Regions from separate parts of the Homo sapiens genome. Here region 2 is linked to region 1. Evidence: chromatin loops called from intact Hi-C (ENCODE). Cell type or tissue: endothelial cell of umbilical vein. All regions are shown on one strand.

The links. Hi-C counts contacts between places; a loop is a spot of excess contacts. Peaks named below come from ENCODE experiments on the same cell type or tissue, not always from the same donor. Only the 100,000 strongest peaks of a DNase experiment are listed, where the experiment ranks them.
Region 2: it touches region 1 in a loop (20-fold over the local background); 1 of 110 quality-filtered maps calls a loop at or near these places.

What each region holds. Positions count from the first base shown.
Region 1 is chr2:78,937,488-78,945,487 of GRCh38, reverse strand. No RefSeq gene overlaps it. Among named protein-coding and RNA genes, the nearest start is that of REG3G, 84 kb to the left of the region's middle. In endothelial cell of umbilical vein, no CTCF peak of the experiment used is centred here; DNase peaks (open chromatin) are centred at 3,597 and 4,287; H3K27ac peaks cover 2,873 bases.
Region 2 is chr2:78,305,295-78,313,294 of GRCh38, reverse strand. No RefSeq gene overlaps it. Among named protein-coding and RNA genes, the nearest start is that of SNAR-H, 350 kb to the right of the region's middle. In endothelial cell of umbilical vein, no CTCF peak of the experiment used is centred here; a DNase peak (open chromatin) is centred at 3,654; H3K27ac peaks cover 1,761 bases.

The DNA.
Region 1 (8,000 bases):
GCAAAAACCTTCTTTCTGCATTTTTACTCCTTTATTTGCTTTCTGATGAACAGGGTTCTTAATTTTACTCTACTAGCATTTATCAATACGTTTATTAGGCTGGGAGTGGTGGTTCATGCCTGTAATCCTTGCATTTTGGGAAGCCACGGTGGGTGGATCACTTGAGTTCAGGAGACGGACAGCAGCTTGGCAACATAGTGAGACTGTGTCTCTGATATATACATAACATATATGTTTTTCATATATCTATCTATCTATAGATAGATAGATAGATAGATAGATAGATAGATAGATAGATAGATAGATGAAAAAAATAGCTGGGCCTGGTGGCACATACCTATTGTCCCAGCTACGCAGGAGGCTGAAGTGGGAGGATTGCTTAAGCTCAGGAGGCAGAGGCTGCAGAGAGCCACGATCGTGCCACTGCACTCCAGCCTGGGTGACAGAGTGAGACTCTGTCTCAAAAAAACACATATACATATATGTATATGTGTGTGTGTATGTATATATGTGTACATATATTTTTTTTTCCTTAATGGTTTGTACCTTTCCTTTTGTGTTTTAAGAAATCTTTCTCTATCTGTAGGTAATAATAGATCCTCTAAAATTTTTTAGTTTCTAATTCATCTTAAATTACATTTTGTATACAGTGCAATACAGGGGCACAATTTTACTTTTTTCCATATGAGTTGCAAACATTAACACTTCAATAATTTAATAGTTAATTTTATGTTCATAAATCTGGAATACCTGCTCTGATAGAAATCTAGTTTCCAAATATGTAAAATTTGTTTTGGGACTTTCTAATTTGTTCTATTGGTCTTTTGTCTTTATCTACAAAAATACTACATTAATTTGGCTTTTTGAATTTCTATTGCTGTTTGGATTGGAACTGCATTGAACCCATATATTATGTTGGGGAATATTGATATCATTGTATCATTAATGTTTTCTGTAGATGGACATCTATCTTTATATACAAACTTATTTTGGTATTTTAAAATGTTATTTAGGTTTATGTTTTTTCCATGAAAAATTGGCATATTTTTTAAAACTTATGCCTATGTTTTAAATATATATATGTGTGTGTGAATGTGTGAGTGCATATGTATATATATGTGTATGTGTGTATATATCTGTATATACAGATATATGTGTATATAAATGTGTATATGTATTCTCACATACACACATATCAGTAATGTAATTGACTATTGTCTATGTTTTAAATACATATATGTGTGGGTGGGTGTGTGGGTGTATATATATAGATGTATATATATATGTATGTGCATATACATCTGTATGTACAGATATATATGTATGTATATATACATGTGTATATACTCACACACACGCATATCAGTAATATCATTGACTACTGCTGGCAGCATGCAGAAATGTAATAAATTATTAATTAACCATGAATGCAGCAACTTCACAAAATTCATTTGTAAATTTTCATAAATTATCCCTGAATTATTTTGAATTTTCTGTTTAGATTACTACATTACTTTCAAACAACAACTACTTCATTTTTACTTGTCAATATCTTTCCTTTTTTGTTTTTATTTGTCTTTACTGCATTGCTAGGACATTTAACATAATATTGATTAGAAGAAGTACACTGGGCATTACCTACATTGTTTTCTGTAGCTTTGTTTGTTTCTTTGTATTTGTGAATCCTCTTTGATTGTGAAAATTCTCTTCCATCTAATTTTCAAGAATTTTGTTATAAGTAGATGTTAAATTTTATGAGAAGTTTAATTTTGTCACATCACTTCAGATTACTACATATTTATTCTCCTTTAATCTATTAATATAGTGAACCAGTTTCTTCAGTTTTCACATATTAACATATTAAATTATCCCTGGATTTGTGCAGTTAACCCAAGTTGGTAATAATGCATTATCTTCAAGATTTCAGTATTCCCCATAGGATTTTTGCAGTGTTGTTCATGAGTGTGATAAGCCTGTAATTTCTTTTGCTTTGCCCTTGTTTGGTTTTGCTATAAAACCTATTTTAGCCTCATCAGTGAAAGAAGGAGTATTTTCTCTTTTTCTATCTCCTTCAAGAATATAGGGAAAATTGGGCCACGTGGGATAGCTCACGCCTGTAATCCCGGCACTTTGGGAGGCCAAGGTGGGCAAATCCCGTGAGGTCAGTAGTTTGAGACCAGCCTGGCCAACATGGTGAAACCTCATCTCTACTAAAAATACAAAAATTAGCCAGGTGTGGTGGCACGTGCCTGTAATCCCAGCTACTCGGGAGGCTGAGGCCGGAGAACTGCTTGAACCCAGGAGGTGGAGGTTACAGTGAGCCAAGATGGTGCCACTGAACTCCAGCTTGGGCAATGGAGTGAGAATCAGTCTCAATAAAAAATAAAAAATAAAAAAATAGGTGAGGCTGGAGTTATATGTATTTTAAATATTTGATAAAATTTATTTTTAAAGGTATTTGGGCCTGAAATGATTTTCAGGAAATATTTTAAATAATGATATAATTCTGAAAAGACAGTTCTCTATTTCTTCTGACATACATTTGTTTATGTTTTATTTTTCTGGTAATTTATTAGCTTCATTTAATTTTACAGATTACTTGGCATGTTAGGTTATTCATAATATCCTTTAATTGTTTAGCATTGGCAATACCTGTTTCTTGCGTATCATTTCTTATTCTACCGTTTTTGAGTTCTCTTTTTCTTGATACATTTCAACAAGAATTCTTATCAAGTTTATTTTCTTGATAAACTTATTGGATTTAATAATCTTATCTTTAACAATCTTATCTTTTTATTTAGTAATCTTTAATAAACTTATCTTATTGGATTTAATAATCTTTTTTTAATACATTTAGGGTTTTTTAAAAATTAAGTGTTGATATTTCTCTTTGTTTCCTTACTTCTACTTTCTTTGAATTTATTTTGAAGTAATTTTTTTATAACTTCTTTGTATACTAGAGGCTTGGTTTATAAATTTTGAGTCTTTTTTTCTTTCTTAATGTAAGGCTTTAAGGCCATATATTTTCTAAAGTACTGCTTTAATTGCATGCTACTAGTTTTTTATTTAATATAGTAATATATTAGACCTACTCATTCTATTTTCTTTATCACTAAGCTGTCATATTGTATTCTCTTTATTGATTTTATTCTGAGTATTTCTTCAGATCTATTTTTAGTTCACCAATTTCTCTTAATCTAATGAGTTTAATGTGCTTAATTTCTAGAAAATCTATTTTGTATCTCAAATCTGCTTTTTACTTACAGTTTCTTGTTTTTTGCTTGTATTTTCAAATTTTGACATTGTATTTTTATTTTAAACATCATGTGTAATGTTTTGTAATTGACAACCCTTATATTTGAAGTGTTTTTCTATTTTCACTATTGCTGTTTCTGCTGGTTCTCCCTCCTTGTGTTTTGTTTCACTGTGTGTTTTTGTATTTTTTTTTTTTTTTTTTACTGCGAATAGCTCATTTCATTGGAATTTTATCTATCAAAATTCTTTAATGCCTAGATTGAAGTTCAATTTCCTGTATAGGATTTACATGTTCCAGTCTCCTGGGAAACTAACTATCTTGATTACTGTGAGTTGTCCACTAAAGAATTTTCAGACTACGTAACTAACATGAATTTGGACCCAAAACTCACAGGAAACAGGCTCAGAAAAGATTATTTACTTTTATTCTAAGTGCCAAGTTAGAGAAAGGCAATTTTCTTTATTGCACTTTTCTGTTTGTTGCTCTTGCTGTTTGTTATTCTTTTTTACATAGCAGATTCAACTAGTTGCTATTTATTTGTTGTTCTTTTTACATAGCAGATTCAACTAGTTTTTTTTTTTTTTTCAAGGATGTCTTGTTGTATTTCTCTATATGGCAAATCCCTAGAATTTTTTTTTTCTTGGTCAGTGCCCCATGCAAAAGTCAAAGCAAAACTCAACATATTCAGGGTATTAAATAAATCCACAGGGTGAAATTCAGCTTTAATTTGAAGGTTCTTATTTTTATTTTTATTTTTGATCTATGGATTCTTTCTGTAGCAGCTCAGCAATACATTTAAAATCATAATTTTTACAAAAATTTACTCACTACCAGTGTATTAGTTATCTATTGCTACCTAACAATGTTATCACAAACTCAGTGACTTAAAACAACACACGCTTATTAGCTCACAGTTTCCTGTGGTTGTGAGAATTAGCTCAACTGCGTTTTCTCCAAGCCTGAAGAGTGTCACCAGGGCCAGTTTTCAGATGGGGCTGAATTGGGGAATGATCCACGTCTAACCTCCTGTGGTCATTAGCAGGACTCAGGTCCTGAGGGCTTCAGTTTCTCGCTGGCTGCCAACTAGAGGCTGCCCTCACTTCCTCACTGACTGTTGCCTGGCGACTGCCCTCAGTTCCTTGCTTCACTGCCCTCCCCAACTTCATCAAAGCCAAAGAGGGAAAGTGTCTCCTAGCAAACATATGATACAATCTTAGGTACCACGTTCACAGAAGCAACTTTTGCCATATTCGGTTGGTTAGAAGCAAGTCACAGATTCTGCCCACACTAAAGGTGAGGGGATGACACAAAGGTGAAAGTAAAGCAAGTGAGGATCAGAGGGGCCACCTTAGTGTCCGTTTGCCACAACTGCTTTTTAACTCTCTCAGAAAAATTGTTCAGAGTACCTAAAACCACTTTCTTCTAGAACAAAAGCCAGCATGAGGCACATTTGAAGAACTACAAAATAACTGAGGGTGAGAGGTAAGATTTGAAAGAAGCTGAAATTGTGGAATAAAGTGGGAGAAGCAACAACTAATGATTCCCTATTAACCACATGTAAGGCCTCCAGTTTGATTTGGTTTTAACCAATGCAAACGCCAAGTGAAAATGCAGTATAAACGTATTGTTCAAAATGTGACACTCTCTTAAAGAATTCTTGTGCCAGCTTCCCTATTTTCCTCCTTGAGCCTGATCTGTTGTTACAATCATGTAAGCCATAGTTTTTACAAGATTTTCAAATGGTCCGTGTCCTCTATGTTCCGAGAAAACACTGCAAAGCCTCAGCTGCTCATTTCTCCCCTGTCACTTTTGCTCATGGGCAGAATTCTTTATAGCACATCAGACCCCTGCCAGCAATGGACACTGTATTTATACTGATAATTCAGGCTAAAACAGAAGCATGATCAACCCAATTCCCTTTGCCTCACTGTGGATGATTTTAGCCAAGTAATTTATAGTGGTCAAAATAACCAAAATCACTATTTATCTTTGTGTATATTTACACAGCTTGAAAACAAAACTACCAAACCCAATAATTCCTTTGTCAATGGTTATACCCCTAGAGGCAAGCTTTCGACCTAGATTTTCGTGGTGAGACATCCCTGGCAAAATGATAAAGACAGTGACATTTACTTTGTGTCCTTCTATTTCCCTTTCCGACATCTCTGTACCTCCTTTTGCTTTACTTCTGAGTCACTCATGCATTCCATCTCAAAAGTCTGAAGTCACTGGTCTTTCTGACTGCAGTTACTGTTAGAACCTTAATTCCTGCTAAGGTGTTAGCTGAAAATAAGTTAAAGTGTTGCTGCTTCCAGTAGCATTTGCATTTAGCCAACAATAAAAAATAAAGAATTATCAATTCGATAATTTTAAGTAATGTGACTTCATGGGAGGGGATAGATTTACTTTCCTGAACTCCTCAAACTATACAAATGTATTTTCTTATGAAACTAGTGCTAATAACAATAGCTACTAATTTTGGGGTGTTTAATTGTCTGCTTGCCATCCAGCCAAACTCTGGATAGCTTATTTCAATAAACATCCCAGATAGAACAATGTGGTGGGCACATTTATCATTTCATAGGTCAGGAAATTTAAGCTTAGAGAAGTTAAGTAACTTGCCCAAGGTCACACAGTAAGTGAAATATCTAGATCTGTATGGCTCCAAATCCCATCTCTTAGAACATACTATTCTATTGAAGGCAGGTAATATTTTACTATTGACATTCATATAGTAGAAAGTGTCCTCTTATATCAGGATCCTGATCCAGATTTGTGTCTAATTTCCTGCTTGAATTTAGCCAATTCCTTTATGCTTTTTCAGGCCTAACATTCAGAGAAAACTGAACTAAATGAACCACGAATTTCTTCTTTCATATGTAATCCCAGCATATACTATTATAAATTACCTTTCATATGTCAGACACCAACTCTAAACTATCAGATTGCCCTACTAAATTTATGCACAGAAATGAGAAAGTGATCACAACTTATTGAATTGAGGGCAAGATCAAAATTTCCCATTAAGGAGAGTATTTCTTTGGCTTCTGTGAAACATGCTGATTGCTATTATTGCCCATACATTTTGAGTTGTTTGGTTTCTTGACTGTTAATTGAAATGTAATTTCATTTGCATAATATAAGACTAGTATGGCAATTAACACTCTTCTTACTAATTGCCACCCAATTAACCTGCTTTAGGTGTCTTGGTGTCAGTGCAGCATCTAAATATTATCTTCGCACCTTAGCTGATTTGTAGGGCTGTGATTACCTTTTATGGCTTATAAAATTTAAAATTAATTGCATTGCAGCTAGAGCTGTGGCTCAACCTTATATCTCAAAAAAGGTCCATTAGGTAATTATTTGATAACTAATTAAGTTTTAACCATCTCACTAAATCAACTTAAAATGTTCCTCTTATAAAGTAGATTTAAAGGGTCACAAGAGACTCCTGAATGTTCAGCCTCAGAGTCAACCTTACGACTCAAATTGTCCCTTTATGGCTTTTCAGGAACACCTATCCATCATGGTTGAATTCCTTGTCCTAGGGTTAGAAACCTCTTATGCCCAATTTTAGAGGCAAAATGTTGACAAAGAAAAAGTGTCTTATTTTGAACTGGAATTAATGACAACTTCAAGACCTATTCCCACCCTAGATGTCGTTTATGATCTGTCCTGAGCTGCTTGTTCCTGCCCTCCCACACTTGTCTCCTTGCTGTGCTTTGCCAGAGAGGTTTGCGACAGAACAGCCAAGGCATCAATCCATACCTCCTAGGGCTGGGTTTGGTTTGGTGGATTATAGATAATCTTAAAATTTCACTGAGTGAATCTCAGCTCTAAGCTTTTGAGCCCAGGGAGTTATCAGTTATCTCAGAAAATGCTGATAAATGTTATCAAAAGAAGAATAAATCCTAAATCCTTTGTATTAGAAAAATCATTTTAAATATGAGATCAAAGAAAATAGTATATTTTCAAATTCTAAAAAGTGAGGGGAATCACAGATGTAAACACGGCACATCAAACTGAAGATGTCACAAATATAACTTAAAACTCAAAAAGTCCTCTCTACTCTGAAACCTTTATCCAAATGGCTATTCATTTTTCTAACCATTAGTAGGTGGCCATTTGAGATATAATTTCTTACATAGAACTCTATAAATTTTTCAATTATAGAAATGAAAAAATGCTCTGGGCCTTCGGTGATTCATTAATTAATTGATTCAATACATATTAATTTAGTACTATTATATTTTAGACACTGTACTAAGCTTTGAAGATACAGTGCTGAGAAAAAGACATTCTCCCAGACCTGAGACTTTTGGGGAAATATTAGGAAACAGAGTCATTAAATGAGTGAGTGTCAGGATTATGAAAATAGATGCCTACTGTACTAGTGAGCCAGATAATGGGAGATGAGATTAGGCCTCACTGCTCCAGAAAGAAAGCTGCCTTAAGTGCAGCACGCCAGCATGGCACATGTATACATATGTAACTAACCAGCACATTGTGCACATGTACCCTAAAACTTAAAGTATAATAATAATTAAAATAAAATAAAAAAAGAAAATGACATCTAAGCTGAGTCTGGAAGAATGAGAAATAATGCATTAGATGGGACACTTGGTGGTGCTGGCAGGGCCTCTAGGATTGGCAAGGATGTTACAGGCAAAGGGAGCAGCAAGCCATAACTTTGGCCCACAGAGAGACTGTGGCACAGGAGCCTAGAGTAGTTCAATGTGACCTC
Region 2 (8,000 bases), 630 kb after region 1:
AATCCTCCTGCCTCAGCCTCACAAAGTGCTGGGATTTCAGTTGTAAACCACTGTGCCCAACTCTCCATCCCTTTTAATGGCTTCTTAGCTAATTTCCTTTTAGCACTGAACAATATTTAATTGTCTGGATGTATCACAATTCATGTAACCATTCTTCTACTAAGAGACATCTTGGTTGCTTCAAAGATGAATAAAGCTTCTATAAACGTGTGTTCAGGTTTTTGTGAGGTCACAAGTTTTGTTCTCCTTTATGTAAATACCAAGAAGTTCAATTGCTGGATCACATGGTATGAGACTATTTCATTCTGTAAGAAACTACCAAAATGTCTTCCAAAGTAACTGAACCATGTATATTTCCATGAACAATGAATGAGAGTTCCTGTTTTTCCATGTCCTTGGTAGCATTTGGTGTTATTCTATATGAATTTCAGAATTGTTTTATCTATTTCTGTAAACAATATCATTAGGTATATTTGCCAACTAAAAATATGAATATTTAAGTGGTATGGTTAATTATTTGATATACATTATAAAATAATCATAATCAAGAAAATTAGCATATTTATCACCCCAGTTACCATTTTTGTCTTTCTGTTTTTGTGGTAAGAACACTTGAGATCCATCCTGTTAGCAAATTTCAAGTATATAATATAGTCACATGTTTTATAATAGATTTCCAGAACTTATTCATCTTGCACAACTGAAACTTTGTACCCTCTAACAAACATCTCATTTCTGCCCCCACAAAGTAAAACATTAAAAAATTAATGGAAATTTTGCCTGCCACTTAGTAAGGAATCAATTTTTGGCAATGTTACTATTATTCAGATGACTTCTCCTCTCTAATGAGAAGCAACATCTGCCATTAAAATATATATGCCAGTTGGATTTGGTAGGGATTACTTTATTAAATGTGTGAATCACACGGGGTAGTATGGGCATTTCAACAATATTAAGTCTTTCAATCAATGAATGTGGAATATTTTCCCATTCTTTTGTGTCTTCTTTCATTTCTTCATCAAACTAAAACACTTCTGAACAGCAAAGAAAAAAAATCAGCAGAAAGAAAAGACAACGTACTGAATGGAAAAAAAAAAAGTATTTGTAAACCACATAGACTTGGGGTTAATTTCCAAAATATTTAAGAAACTTTTACAATTCAATAGCAAAAAAGTACATATGCAATAACCCAATTAAAAATGGGCTAAAGATTTGAATAAACATTTCTCAAAAGAAGAAATGTAAATACTCAGCATGTATATGAATATTTGCTCAATGTCACTACTCCAGAAAAATGTGACCCAAAACCACAATGATGTATATAACCTCACTCCCATTACGATGACTGTGATCAAAAAGCAAAAGACAAGTATTGACAAGGACGTGGAGAAACTGGAACCCTTGTACACTGTTGGTGAAATGCAAAATGGCTCAGCTGCTCTAGCAACAGCATGGAGGTTCATAAAAAAAATTAAAAACAGTACTACCATATAGTTCAACAATCCTACTTATGTTTATTTGTCCAGAATAATTAAAATGATAACCTTGAGGAGATAGTAGCATCCAATGTTTACCATATAACTCTTCATAATTTTCAAGATGTGGAAACAATCTAAATGTTCATTGAAAGAAGAATAAAGAATAAATGAATAAATAAGAATAAAGTAAATGTGGTACATGTATACATGTAAGTATTAGTCAAGGTTCTCCAGGGAATTGACACAAATAGGAATTGACACAAATAGGAATTGACTCACATGATGTGGGGACTCAGAAGTCCCAAGATCTGCCATCTGCAACTTGGATAACCTGAAAAGTTTTAATTAAATCTTAGTCCAGAGGCCTAAGAACCAGGGTAGTTGATGGTGTAATTCCAAGCCCGTGTCTCAAGGCCTGAGAACTAGGGGTGCTGATGGCTGAGGACAGGAGAGAATGTATGTTTCATTTCAAATATGGAGAAAATGTTTCCTTTTTCCACCTTTTTATTCTATTCAGGCTCTCAGTGGATTGGATGATGCCCACCCTAATTGGTGAGGGTGATCTTCTTTAGTCTGTTCAAATGCTAATCTCTTCCAGAAACACCCTTACAGAGAAACACAGTCAGAAATAATGCTTTACTAGCTATCTGGGCATTCCTTAGCCTAGTCTAGTGGACACATACAATAAGCCATCATAACATACAATGCAATGTTAATTATTCAGCCTTATAAAAGGACAAAATCTTGCAATATGCAATAACAGATGAACCATGAAGATATTATGCCAAGCAAAATAAGACAGTAATGGAAGCACAAACACTGAATGATTCCACTTATACAAGGTAAATAAAATAGCCAAACTTGAAAAACCATAGAGTAGAATGGTAGTTACCAGGTCCTAAGGGGTGGGGGAGGAGAAAATTTAAAATTGCTAATAAATTGTTATAAAATTTCCATTAGGTGAGATGAATACATTCTAGAGATCTGTTATACAATATTATGCCTATGGTTAAAATATTGTATTGTATACATAAAAATGAATTAAGAGGCCGGGCACGGTGGCTCACGCCTGTATTCCCAGCACTTTGGGAGGCCAAGGTGGGCGGATCACCTGAGGTCAGGAGTTCGAGACCAGCCTTACCAACATGGAGAAACCCCGTCTCTACTAAAAATACAAAATTTGCTGGGCGTGGTGGAGCACGCCTGTAATCCCAGCTACTCGGGAGGCTGAGGCAGGAGAATCCCTTGAACCCAGGAGGCAGAGGTTGTGGTGAGGCAGAGAGAAACTCTGTCTCAAAAAAAAAAAAAAATGTATTAAGAGTACATCTCATGCTAAATTTTCTCACCAGAATAAAAAATATTTAAAAAGGAAGAATTTATTTAAATTAAAAATATCTTCTATATAAAACATTTGTCATACAGACACAAAAGTGGAAGTATAAAGACAAATCCAGGAGAGTTTGTAACTTATAGGAGAGAACTGATGGGGACTTAGACCACAGTGGAGATACAGATGCCAAAGGAAAAAAAAAAAAGGCTGGCTATTTGATATATTTTGTAAATAGAATTGATTTTGTGTCTTGCAGAATTGAGTTTAAGAATTTTTTGAGACTGAAGGAACAGTTAAAGAAATCTAGATTTCATATTGCACAACTTCTTAATATTAATATAAGTATAAAACTATAGAAGGAATGGAATAATCAGGTGAAATTTTCATTAAAGAAGTTTCTATTTAAAAAAAATTATTTTGAAATGTTTAAGAGATAGCCACGTGATGAAATCAAGCAGAAAATGGTTATGGGCTTCTTAAATTTGGGTAATAAATCTATGTTAAAGCAGTAGATCTTAGGATCAACATAAAATTTGTGGACAGAATTAACTCACAGATTCTGCATTGTAGGTTAGAGCAATGTCCAATATTGTAGATCAAGTAGAGAAAGAGCATATAGCATGGGAGACTGGTCAAAGATGAAGAATGCTATTTGGTATTGAGAAATATGAGGATCAAGTTTGTGGCTCATTGGATATTGTCTGTAATACTGTCGAGAATGGTTGAAATAGCTATTTTAAGCTCAGCACTACAATTTTAAATAGTTCATTTAAAAAGCTGGTAATGAACGCAAGCAGGAAAATACAGTAGTTGGAGAAGAATGCAGTCAGGAAATGATTTTCTTTAGATGGGAAATAAGATAATATCTTTGGATGGATAAAGCAAATACAGAGCAGACAGGGAAAGTCACACAGGCAAGAGGGGATAGTACATGCAGCATAACCTTGAGAGAATGGAGAGGACAGGATCAAGTCAACGTGTGGAGGGACTGCCTTTGAGAAGAAGGGAAGGGCTACTTTTTTTATAAAAGAAAGGATGAAGATGGTTTAGTGAAAATAAGATTGTGAATTTGGCAATAGGAGCATGAGGAAATTGAGTTGTAATGGCTTCTTTTTCTTCAGAATAGAGAAAAAAAATTGTGAGAGGTTTGAAGAGAAAGAAATCATTAAGTAATCTTCTCATAGAACAAAAAAGCATGGCCACTAGTGGATAGGCTTGCAGGACAAAATTGATTACTAAATTCTGATGTGAGATTGTTAAAGTGAAAGCAGTTTACTCAGTTATATGATTTTCTGCAGAAAACTCATGCGTATGGATGGTCTTGGACAGCATTAAAGTGTAAGGTTGCTGTCCCCAGCTTATAAAAAACACTTATACCAATTCAAGCCTTTATTACTCATTAAATTGTGTCAAATATTGGGAAACTATTATTCTGCAAGCCTTCATTCCACATAGGACCATTAGGGAGGAAGTCAGGTTGCCTACTTGCTTTACAAGACAATAAAGGATTGGTTTGTGTGTGTGTGTGTGTGTGTGTGTGTGTGTGTGTGTATACACACATTCTTTTATAGAGGAGAAATGGAAGCAAAGGAGATGACATTGAAAAATCCACAAATAATAATTTACATTTGAGAAAATCCCCCAGTACTTCTATGAATAAGATCAAGGGCAAAAGTGTGCTCTTTTACATGCCAGAAACCTCAAGAATTTTTCGTAAGGTACAGTTCAAGGAAAACCAAGCAGCTCTTGACTCAACAAATAAAAATGTAAGTCTGTCTGAAGAATTAGTGAACCAGGGCACCCAGTCAGCTTTCTCCTAAAATAAATTTGGAGAGCTGAAAGATATGGATGAGGTCAGATTTCTAAAAAATCAGTATACACACAGTGTTTTAAGAATAAAAAACAGATTGATTAAAGGGAAAAATAATTTGTAAATAACAGAAGCCATAACTTAGAGATAAAAATAACTGTCCTCTGATTAACAGAACTTTTAGAATGATGAGAAAAATTAATAACACAGTTAAAGATATCACAGTGATTTTTAAAAATATTTCAAGGTTGAAGAAAAAATATTCCTATGAGAATACAGGCTGAAAAAGATCAAAGTAAAATGAATCAGGTCGGTATCAGAAATTTCAGTGATATACAATGAAGGAATAAAATGGAGCAGCAGCTATAGTTTTGAAACAAAATGTATTTTCCAAGGTTCTTGTACCCAACCAAATTATAACTTATGTGTTAGGACAATAGAGAAGTAATTTTAGCCAAAGAAATAATCTGAAATTATAGCATCTATGCACATTTATTGAAACAAGAAACTCAGAAATCAAAATAGCCGAGAAATTAATAAAATATTCAAAAGGAGGAAAATACATTTTAGAATAAAGCATAATGAGGAATAAAATCACTATGACTTTTTGAAAGTATAAAAATTGTTATTTTTTTCTATGAATACTTGCTCAAATTTAAAGTAGTGGATTTAATGTTGTAGCGCTAAGTATTCAGCCAAGAGGTAGAACTAATAAATAAAAATGATAGTTCTTTTAAAAAAACATAAAAATAATTATCTCATGAGTAGCCTAAGAAAAAAGCAGAGAAAGCATGCAAACATATAATTTAGAATAAGGAAGGATGTAAAATGTGATTTGGAGAACATAAGAGTAGATAGATATGGACAGAATGTAAAATCTTGATAAAATATTTTTTTTCTAGAAAATGCTCATATATTTAAAAAATAAACCCATCCTGGTAATTGTGTTCTAGTTTTAAAAGACTACTCAATTATTAACTGATAATCTATGTAGTGGTGATAAAATATATTTTCATAAAAACTTTTATTTTCTATTAATTTGCTGTATCATTACCAAGCTTATTAATCATGAGAATAGGGAAAATTCTTCTCTTCCCAAGTGTGTTATAATATTCTGAAAAGAATTACACTATCTTATACCCACCCCTTAACCAATTGCCAAGCACATTGTGTATCCTCTATAATTGGGTGAGGAGCATTTAGGGTAATTTAAATTATCTTCCTTGAGGAAATGGTGTTGAGCTGAGGTGGGAAACATAAATAGGAATTAACTAAGAAAACAATGGTGGTAAATTATCTTTTTCAAACAGAAGTAAAGCATATGCATTATGAGAATATGTAATAAGGCTAATGTGACTAGGTGAAGAGAGAGTAATTAGGGACAAGGTGATGCTGAATATGTAAGCAAGCACTAGTCCAGGAAGGAAGTGTGTATATTAAGTGACTTTACCTTTAACTTTATGAAAACAAAGCATCATTCAGTAGTTTGAATCTGTTTCCCTGAATGGCTAACTTTCACTCTCAGAATGGCCTTTGGCTCTGCAGTGTCTACAGCGACCTCCTCACAGTCCTTAATTTTGAGTAGAACGTTTGACAACTTCAGTTTAGGAACTGTTTGTTTTCCTCTGACCCAAACAAAACCAGCCATTTGGCAAACCCAAGCCACATAAACAGAACTCTCAGTCAAGTTTTCTAATCCTAAAAGAATCCTCCGTAGGGGAAACATTTCTACATGTAAACAACAGAGGAAAATTATATAGATATAATAATCATTGTAATCCTTTATTTGTAAATATCAAAAGACAATTAAGAATTTCTGGGCACAGGTGAATGAATAACCAGCACCATAAAAAGGAAAGATTAAGATTAAATATACATGAATGAATTAATAAAACTAAACTCAATGGAACTGAAGGTAATTTAGCGCATCAAAAATAAATATATTGGTTTTTCAAGATATTTGGGAAAAAATATTACATCCACAAAAAAGCATAGAATGACCTTCATGCATGTGGTAATACAAATATTTTTGCCAGACTATGTTGAAGCAGCATTAGGTACAATCATCTGAAAAACAAAACACCAGAAGTTAAGAATCACGAGCCCCTAAGCTTGGTTGATCTTCAATCCTTTCTGAATATTTTAAACAGCTGTAAGAGCTTTGAGGCAAACCCAAAACCAAAACCTGGCCTCTCCTAACCCAGAAACTGTGATTCAATGGATTCAGTGTGATTGCTGGACATCAGAATTTTTTAGATTTCTCCAGAGTATTCGACGGTTCATCCAGGTTTGAGCCCCACTTCTTTAAGACAGATATCGCCACACAACCCTGACCTTTGTTATTTCCACATAATGTTTTAAATTCTGTCTGATCTCTATTCCAGGCTGGAGATAATTTTCATAAAAGCTCTTCACACTGTGCTACAGTGCTATTTTCCTCATGTGAATCCGTCTTCAGAATTCATAACAGTGCATGATACATAAAGTAGATTGAAAGGAAAAAATAAGTCTGCTTATTGATGGTACTCCTTAATTCCAACAGGAATTTACTAGTTCTAAAATGTATCATTTATAACTTATTATAATGTACTATATTAAGAATGCTCTCAGCTTGCAAATATCAGTCATTTGTGATTCTGTTGGATTTCATTTATTTTATAAATAGTTAGCTGTTCCTTTTCTCTGATGCAGATGTGACTCCAAACTGTACTTGAGGGGAAGGAAATGCATAGTTGCTGTGTTTTATAGTGGTACCAAAGTCATTCAATAGAATGATTGCCTTTTCCTATATAGTACATAATATATTAACTTTCTGCCATTGAATAGCAAAAATATCTCTACTCCATTGTGTGTTCCTACATATCATGTATCACAATATTAATAAATCTACATTCTCTTAACATTACTCGCTGAATTGATTTAGTTTTATGCAGCAGGACATTCAAACAGCCTTGTCAATTCAGATCATATGTATCATTAAAATTGTAATTGAAATAACAAATCCATGAGAGCCCTTAAGATTTCAACAATATATTTATACGGTACACAGCTACCAAATGAGGACTGGTAATTTTTCTTCCTTTTTTCCTGCGGTTTCTGTTTCCAAACGTAAAATTTACGTCAGTGTTCAAATATACTGGTGTTCGTAAAAATGCAAAAATTCATCACTTGCCATTAACTATTATGCCTATAGGCATAAAGTTGTAAACAATTTTGTAAATGCCACACCCATGTGACTACAGTAGCATTAAGGCTTCTGAAACTGGGGTTAGAAATTGCCAAGAGTTCCCTGAAATGGCACAGTGCTCTTAAACTCTTAAGTAGACAGTAATTGAATGAGCAGACTTCTATATAAACTGGTCAGATATAATAGATGTCATAT